Linked DNA regions of Homo sapiens: region 2 is linked to region 1. The links are chromatin contacts, found by Hi-C in ENCODE. All regions are on one chromosome and are shown on one strand. Each heading gives the region's core, a stretch centred on a gene start or an enhancer-like site at or near the end of the contact. The rest is flanking DNA. Distances are from core to core; before and after follow the strand shown.

Region 1 (4,784 bases), core at 1,924-4,423:
CTTGGAAAAAGTACACATCAGCCACCAAGTCTTATAACCATCTGTTTCCCTTAGAGATTATTGCTAGATTGTTGCTTTGCTTCAACCTCAAGAATTTTAATTTAGAAAACTCAGGGATAAGGTTGTTCTTGAGGGAAAATGAGATACAGAAAGCTGAAGGTTGGTAAAAGGGTGGAGAGAGGCAGATGAGGTTTTTTTTTTTGGCAAAGAACCAATGGGAGAGAAGACAGGTTAGTGGGGAGAGGTAAGAAGAACGTGTTAAAATATGTTTAAGAGGGAAAGACAGAATTTCATAGGGATTATCCAAAGCATTTAAAAAAATCTCAATCACCTAATATATTCTGTGTTTCTAAGACTAGAGTGGGACTACAAAGGTTAACAATTTCTTAGACGTTAAAAAAGCTTTAAGAAAGAAGACCTGTCTCTCTTACAATGCACATTCTCTGCAAACAAGGGTGATAAATGGGTAGATAGATCTGGGGATGTCTTGAACACAAAGCATGGAAGGCTATAGTACCCAAATTTTGCTGATCATCTGTTTAGTATACTGTTTATTAAGCAAACTAAAATATTTAAGGGCTTTCATAGCTATGTAATCTTCCCCAATCCAGAAAGCCTTTCAAATTCCTGAAGATAATAAATTTGTCACTTTGTAGAGGCCAATTTTCTTTGATGTTCTATCAATGCTTGCAACAGTTTACTAGTAACAATTCAGTTTCTCCCTGTTTATATGCTGGGGGTTAATAGCATGTTTTTTTGTAAATGGGATAAACGGAACAGAAAATTGTATCTTACACTCTAGTACAAGCAAGTGCTACAGTAACAGTGCTTTGGTATGGCTGACCCAATTTGTTGCTAGGTTCAATATTTTGGCATTAAAACTGCTGTGGCAACAAGAGAAAGAGGACTCACAAACTATGGTAAACGAGTTGCTTCAGTGAGTTTGCGGAGCTGCGACTTATAAAAACAGGAGAGAGCTGGGCATCTGAAGAATCGAAGAAAAAGGATTTCAGAGACCAAATCATCCTGCAGAAAACCACATACACTGATTTATCTGTACACCTTTTAAAGGACTGGCAAATGCTGCCAGCAAGATAGTAAAAAATAAACTTGATGTCCGTTTTAAGAAAACGATGCAACTCAATATTTGCTAAACATTGCCTGAACTTCCTCCAACATCCTTATTTGCCTTTCTTTGGAGTCTGAACTTGTTTTCCTGGTTTGGATAATAAGGGAGTGGTAGGAAGAAGGCAGGCAAATGTAGGAGACTGACGGTGTGTACATTTTATACAATTTTGAAGCTAGAAAGGAAATCAGAGGTCAAAGTGGTTCAAACATTGGTTTTGGCTGAGGCAACCAGAGCTAGGGGATAATTAAGCTCCAAAGTTAAGTCCTAGAAGTGGGCGGGGTCAATGCAAATTTAGTAAATCTTTAAAAACAACCTTTGTCCCCCCTGCTGGGAACACCAGCACCGCTCAAGTTTTTTCCGGTACAGAGAGGATTTCTAAAAATCCTCATAAGTCAGCGGGCATAACTGAAAGACCACAGAACCAGGTTTACTGAGACATGGGTCTAGCCCAACATCCTCTGTGCTTCTCAGCCAATCCACCTCCAACAAGACTCCTCGCCTCCCTGGGCTCTTTATTCCATATAATTTTTCTTTTTTACAGTAGACAAAAGTGGTTTGTCCTTTCCATTTTATGTTACTAAAGAGGTATGATGCAATGTATTGGGGGGAAAAAAGCTCTTATTTGCTCGAAGAAAGCAATCTGACTACAGAGGCCAAATCTACAGACATTAAATGATTTAAACCACAGGATAACCCAGTGACTACCAAACATTATCTGACCCCTTTCTTCACGTACTATATTTTTCCTGAAGCTCAAATTCAGGGCTAGCCAGGACCAGTACACACCCCCAGAGCTATTTCATTCCATTGGCTGGCTGGCCATCCGCAGCCTACAACCTGTAAATTTACTGTCAGGACGCCAGGTGTTTATTTGTCAGAGATATTACATTGCTTGTGATTTTTTTGTGTTTTTCCTTTTTTTTGGTATAAAACAGAACTTGTCAGAATGGGAAAATTACTTAATTGAAACGATTAACGCGTGATTAGTAAATTCCTTTGGTTAATAAAACTGTCTAGATTTCAAACTTAGAAGCCAAGTCATTTTCTATGTTCGGATATCATCTGTCACTATTGGAACAGGAGTGAACAAATACCAGAAAATAATTTGACAGCTTGCATTTAGGGGAGACTCACAAAAGCCCAAGAACACTGACGAGGCATTATCACACGGGCAGGTCATTCCCTTTCCTAGAAGTGCATTTCGGCAGGACCCGCCGTGTGTGACACAGACACCGGGACCAAAAGGAGACCGGTGCAGCGTCTACTCTGCATGCAAGATCAGCATATACAGAGGCCCGGGGTGACGGCGCGGGGGAGGGGGCAGGCCAATCGCATGATGATTTTAAGGCGGAAAAATCACCATCCACAGAGCCGGCCACATCCGAGGCGGGGTGACCCGGGCGGGGACCCGGCCCGCTCCAGCTGGGCTGGGCTGGGCTGAGCAGCGGCCCCGCACCGGCAGGAGGCCGGAGGGGAGGGCCGCAGGGGAGGCAGGGAGGGCGGGACGGGGCCCGGCCGACGCTCACCTCCCTTGCAGGGCGTGCGGTGCTGGCTGTGCTGGGCCCGGTAGCCTTCGATGACCTCCCAGGAGCCGTCGTCGCGCCGGATGGGGAAGGAGAGACTCAGCACATGGTTGCAGGGCTTGATGATCCGCAGGATGCCGCGCACCCGGTTCCGCTTCTGCTCCTCGCTCTCCCGGGTCCTCAGGTCCTCCACCAGCTTGTCCTCCACGATGCTGGCGCCGCGATCGAAGAAGCCCTCCACCATCTTGAAGAAGTTGGGGTCGTCCTCGCGGTCGGCCACCGCCTCGCTGTAGTGGCGCCGGGCGGCCAATGCCAGCCCCGGCTGCGGGGCGGCGGCGGGCTGTCCCCGGGCCCAGCCCAGCAACGCGGCCGAGTCGGCGGACGCCGAGCCCAGGGCAGCGGGCCCGGCCCGGGACAGCAACAGCGCTTCGCCCAGGTAGCGGTACATGGCCACAAGCGGAGGGGAGGTGCGTGATGGTCGCGAAACAGGCGCGCTTTCTCAGACTCCCCGCGACTAGGGAGGAAGGGTCCCGCGCGGGTTGCCCTTTTAAGCCGCAGCTTCCTGCTTGCCCGGCTGTCCCCTCCCCTCGGGCGCTCGCCACCTAACGGGGAGGACGGACTTCGGGGACAGGGCGCCGCCCAGGGCGCCGGGCCTCCGCCTCCGCCGCGGCCTCCCCGGGCCTCGCTGGCGGCAGCGCGCGCCGGCGGGGCGTCGGGGGCGCGCAGGCGCGGGCGGGCTCGGCGCGCACGCTCGCGCGCCAGTGGGGAAGGGAGGGGAGGGGAGAGGAAGGGCGGGGAGGAGAGTGGAGGGGAACGGACGGGAGGGGCAGGGAGGGGAAGGTCGGGGCGGGTCGGGGCGGGTCGGGGCGGGCCCACGGGCGGCCGGATTTGCCCGGAGGCCGCACCCGCCTCCGGCGGGGCTCTCAGGTATGTGCGCCGCGGGGGTCCCTCAGGGGGGTTGGGGGTAGCCCAGGGAGGTCGGGGTCGGGGGCTGGCCTCTGTAGGGCGCTCAGAGGCCGAGTCCCCCCGAGCGCCGCGTGGGTGAGGCTTGGCGGTCTGGTCGGGGACCGGGTCATGTGAGTCACGGGCGCCCCTCCTTTCCGCCCGCGCGCCCTCGGAACGGGCGGCCCACCCTGGCCTGTCCTCTGGCGGCCTCAGGCCGGGGCCGGGCGTGCAGGGGCTGACACGTGGGCAGGAAAGCGAGGCAGAGCCGCCGCCGCGTAAGGCCGGGCTGAGGGCTCGGCGTCACCAGCCAGGGCTGCAGAGAGCGGCGTGGCACCCGGAGTTGGATTATGCGTGGCTGGCGTGAGCTGGAAGGGAGTCACTCGCCCACAAGCTCTCACCACGCGAGCTTTTATTGTCCCGTTCAACTGCTCCGCAGTGTGGAGATCGCATAGTTACGCACGTCGTGGTTGTGTCGCCCCACAGTACTGACTGCTTCACCTTTGCAGACAGAGGCTCCGGCCCGGCGCGGTGGCTCACGCCTTTAGTCCTAGCACTTTGGGAGGTCGAGGCTGGAGGATGGCTTGAGCCCAGGAGTTCGAGGCTGCAGTGAGCTACGATAGCTCCACTGCACCCCAGCCTGGGCAACAGAGGGAGACCCTATCTCCCTCTGAAATAGTCTAAAATAAGGAAACTAGAAATGCGATAATGCCCCCAGGAAATTCTTTCTCAGGAATATATGTATTTGTTAAATGGTTCAGTATATGATTTATTTTTTATTTTATTTATTTATTTGAGATGGAATCTTGCTCTGTCGCCCAGGCGGGAGTGTAGTGGCACCATCTCGGCTCACTGCAGCTTCCACCTCCCTGGGTTCGTTCTAGCGATTCTCCTGCCTCAGCCTCGGGGTAGCTGGGATTACAGGCCCGCGCCACCACGCCCGGCTAATTTTTGCATTTTTAGTAGAGACGGGGTTTCGCTGTGCTGGCCAGGCTGGTCTCCAACGCCTGACCTCAAGTGATCCGCCCGCCTAGGCCTCCCAGAATGCTGGGATTACAGACGTGAGCCACCGCGCCTGGCCTCAGTATATGATTTATAAGCTTTATGCTGTATGAGGGTTCAGTTATGTATTTATACATACTTGATAGGAAATGCTAAAGTTCACATTCCTATGGATAGCTTTTGGTGCT
Region 2 (4,209 bases), core at 903-3,402, 5.5 Mb after region 1:
GCTTTCCACTACACCGGGTTGTTACTTAATAGACTAACACGACATTTAGGTTCCCATGGGTTGTGTGGGCCAGAAGCGCAGTTCCAGGAACCGACTACAACATAGTGTGGGATATGATGTTTCTCTTCAAATAACCCGATCAATCTTTTATTCTTTAATTCATAGTACCCTCCCTTTTTTCTCTTTTTCTCCTTTTTTGCTTTTGTTAAATGCCCAGGCACGCCACAATACTAGGCCTTATCAATACCAGCTCACATTCCTTTCCTTATTTGAAGGGACTAACTTTTTAGCTCATTACAGACACCCCTTCCCCTTTCCTGTCCGCTTTCTTTTAAGTACCCACCTTAGCTAAAAAAAATCAAATGTTTAGCCAACCGGGATTAGTTTAGATTATACGACCCGACCCCAGCCAATGGGAAAAAGATACAGGGGCAGGACTTGCGTCAAAAATAGACTCCTGCCCCTTTGTTCAGGTGTGCTCTCAAGGCGACTGGCCAAAAAGGCACCCCTCTGCGCAAAAATAAAATTGCTTTGCTAAAAATCCTTTGTTCAAGTGTTCAATTTCCTTAAGATTTTAAAAGTTATTCATAACAATAGGCTCCTGTTTCAGTATTTCCTGGTGCGGCGTACCACACCTACAGCGGTCGAGTCACGCCAGGCACTGCCAAGACGCCGAAAAGTTCTCCCGCAGCAGGCCGGAGGTGACCGACGGCGCGCAGGCCCCAGCGAGCGCTGCATGCTGGGATCCGTAGGCCGGGGCGGCGGATGTTTGCGCAGCTTCCTTGAGATGCCACCGCCCGCTGCGCCGCGCAGAAACGGGGAGCGCAGCGCACCCGCGGCCTGCGTCACTCGGTCAGTGCAGTCGTTCTAAAATCGAGGCGGACCCTGCTTTCTTGCCTGGAGTCACTTAGAGATGATGACTAAAGGATAAATTCAGAGTCCTCCAAATGGCGTCCAGTGTCCATTTCATCACGATTTGGAACCTGTAGTAGCCTTATCGCTTAACACTTCCTAATTATTATTATTATTATTTTCTTTTTGAGAAAGGGCATTGCTCTGTCGCCTATGCTGGAGTAATCCAGCGACATAATCCCGGCTCACTGCAGCCTCTATCTCCCGTGTTCAGCGATCCTTCTTCCTCAGCATCCCGAGTAGATGGGACCAAAAGGCACGCATCACCACACCAGGCTATTTTTTCCCCTCTATTTTTTGTTGAGACCCGTTGGGAGGCGCGGGGAGGGGGGTCTCCCTATGTCGCCCAGACTGGTCTCAAACTCCTGGAACTTAAGTTATCGTCCTACCTCGGCCCGTTAAAGTGTTGGGATTACAGGCCTGAGCCACCGGGCCCCAACATTAATTATTCTTCAAGCCTATTCTGGACCGGGCGCGGTGGCTCACGCCTGTAATCCCAGCACTTTGGGAGGCCGAGGCGGGTGGATCATCTGAGGTCAGGAGTTCGAGACCAGCCTGGCCAACATGGTGAAACCACATCTCTACTGAAAATACAAATATTAGCCGGGCGTGGTGGCACGCACCTGTAATCCCAGCTACTCGGGGGCTGAAGCAGCAGAATCGCTTGAACCTGCGAGGCGGAGGTTGCAATGAGCCGAGATCGCGCCACTGCACTCCAGCCTGGGTGACAAGAGCAAGACTCCGTCTCTCACACACACACACACACACACACACACACAAAGACTATTCTGGTCTCTGCCTCCGGGATGGCGGCTCGCTTTGGACCTCTCTTCTGTGCTTCTACTGCCCTCTCTTACAATTCTCTAATAATTATAATCATGGCGAGTGCTTACCATATATTCCAATCTATTTACTTCCACAAGCTCATTAATTCTCACCCTAACCCTCTGAGATGGTTACTATTATTTCCTCTCTGCAGCTGAGGGAATTTTGGGCTAGGGACGTTATGTAAGTTGAGCCACGCTACGCTAAAAGTTCCACACTCAATTCTAGCGTCTCGGCTCTGGACTACCAAGTTCCGGAGCAAGCAGACAGACCACCTCTTTACGTTCCCGTAGGCCACGCTCCGGGGGCGGGGCTCCAGTGAGGATACTGCATCCCATGGTGCCTTGCGCGCCAGCGCAGCCATTGGTCCGGCTACTCTGTCTCTTTTTCAAATTGAGGCGCCGAGTCGTTGCTTAGTTTCTGGGGATTCGGGCGGAGACGAGATTAGTGATTTGGCGGCTCCGACTGGCGCGGGACAAACGCCACGGCCAGAGTACCGGGTAGAGAGCGGGGACGCCGACCTGCGTGCGTCGGTCCTCCAGGCCACGCCAGCGCCCGAGAGGGACCAGGGAGACTCCGGCCCCTGTCGGCCGCCAAGCCCCTCCGCCCCTCACAGCGCCCAGGTCCGCGGCCGGGCCTTGATTTTTTGGCGGGGACCGTCATGGCGTCGCAGCCAAATTCGTCTGCGAAGAAGAAAGAGGAGAAGGGGAAGAACATCCAGGTGGTGGTGAGATGCAGGTAGGGAGAGGGCTGACAGGATTCCGAGCGCTGCGGCTTCGCTGCTGGGCCCCCTACTGCGCGGTCCAGGGAGAGGGATTTTATTTGCATTTCCTGAGGGTCCCAGTTTCTTGGTTCTCCGCGTTCTGTTCAATAAAAATGACACCCGGTTGCTGTGTGTATGTGGTTTTTAGGAGAAAATAACATGTTTGATTTGATCACTGTTCCATACTGAAAAGTGCGTTCTTATGTTTAAACTATAGTCAATAAAGATGTAGGTGTCACTTTTATATGCTACTTCATGTAGTTTGTCAGTTTGGAAGTAAGACTGAATACCTATTTTGCAGATGGTTAAGCACTTACGTTGGTATTATTACCTCTAAAAAGCAATCAATCACTGTTCTCTTTATTCTAGATGCAATATTTTCTGCATCCCTACTAAACAAGTAAACATCTCTGTCTTTAAACATTAAAAATTAATAAAGTGAGTTTATGTTTTTTAAAAGATCAAGACAAGTTAAGCTAGTGTAAATTTCTGATTGTGCTGCAGTTTTCCCTTTCATCTGCGTGTTTGTTCATAGACCAAACTAAACGGATATTTCGAGATAAAGGGATGTGGAGGGGTGTTCGGCCCTCCCCTGACTGGTTTCCAAATAACTTCCCAATTTTAAAATAAGCTAGAAACTGCTGCTTAGTTAGAATTGATTTATTCAACTTTTTAGAGGCTCTCCACAGTTTACTGAGTATGTGTGTTTTGTGTGTCCGTTTTTGTGGCTGTTAACAGTTGCTGTTGCAACTTTTCTGTAAACCCCAAAGTATTCTAAAATTAAAAGGTTATTTTTTAGAAAAACTTGTATCAACAAACTTTCTTAGGCTATTGTTTACTCAGCCCTGGTAACTTGAATTGTGGATATCGAAGGTGATGACTAGGTTTCTAAACAAGGTGTCAGAGAGGAAATTGGGTGGCAATCTTAAGTCTAGCCAGTGACACTTACTAGTTGTTGTACTCTGGGGCTTCTGTTAGTAGTTAGTTGTTTGAAGATTTTTATTTAAAAATGCAGTGCATATAACAAGTGCAAATTTTAAAATTATTTTGGTTGTTTAATAAAACCAGGCAATATTACCTTTTCCGTATGCATTTATTTAATTTCTTTTTTAATGTTAGTTACAAAATATTTCAGACTTACAAAAAGTTATTAAGAACAATGTAATAAACATTTGTATATTCATCACCCAGATTAAGAAACAAAACAATCATTGCTGGAGCCCCCCTTTTCCCTCTCCATCCCTTTTCCTCCAGCCACTGTTAACCATTATCTTGAACTTGATGTTTATGATCCGTATACATTTCAAGTCTTAGAAGAGATTTACTTTATCACCAATGAATAGAATAGTTCTTTGCTTGTGTCTAATATTTACAATAATTTTTGTGTAAAGAGATTTTTTTTTTCAGATTAGCCTTTTTCTTTCAAATAGCCTTCCTGGTGCGTCTGTCATTAAGCATTAAGCTTTAGTAAATAGGCAACTTATGAGTTGCGAGGTCCTCAGGGGTTGGTAAGCCTTTTCTGTAAAGGGCCCAGAGAAATAAATATTTATTTTATTTAAATACTTTAGGCTTTGCAGATCACATGTGGTTTATCAGTTTTTTTTGAGACGGAGTCTCGCTCTCTTAGGCCGTAGTGCAGTGGTGCAATCTCAGCTCACTGCAACCTCCGCCTCCCGGATTCAAGCAATTTTCCCACTTCAGCCTCTCAG

The links. A loop is a pair of places that touch in the nucleus more often than their neighbours do. Pooled maps may share reads with other maps.
Region 2: a loop to region 1 is called in a map of CD8-positive, alpha-beta T cell, with 5 times the contacts of the local background. The contact joins the promoter of KIF11 here to the promoter of GLUD1 in region 1. A Hi-C loop is called at or near these places in 2 of 168 maps with a recorded cell type or tissue (CD8-positive, alpha-beta T cell and naive thymus-derived CD4-positive, alpha-beta T cell) and 10 of 50 pooled maps.

Annotation. Positions count from the first base shown.
Region 1 is chr10:87,091,670-87,096,453 of GRCh38, forward strand. GLUD1 (glutamate dehydrogenase 1) reads right to left here and starts at 3,174. Exons shown (of 13, transcript NM_005271.5): 1 at 2,656-3,174. The coding sequence starts at 3,100. SHLD2 (shieldin complex subunit 2) reads left to right here and starts at 3,537. Exons shown (of 10, transcript NM_001330112.2): 1 at 3,537-3,579. RefSeq lists enhancers at 1,186-1,723, 4,128-4,187 and silencers at 2,408-2,747, 2,948-3,087, 3,208-3,907, 3,828-4,085.
Region 2 is chr10:92,590,978-92,595,186 of GRCh38, forward strand. It overlaps KIF11 (kinesin family member 11), which reads left to right and starts at 2,153. Exons shown (of 22, transcript NM_004523.4): 1 at 2,153-2,475. The coding sequence starts at 2,399. RefSeq lists enhancers at 868-957, 1,768-1,957, 1,988-2,037, 2,139-2,890 and silencers at 2,358-2,407, 2,488-2,557.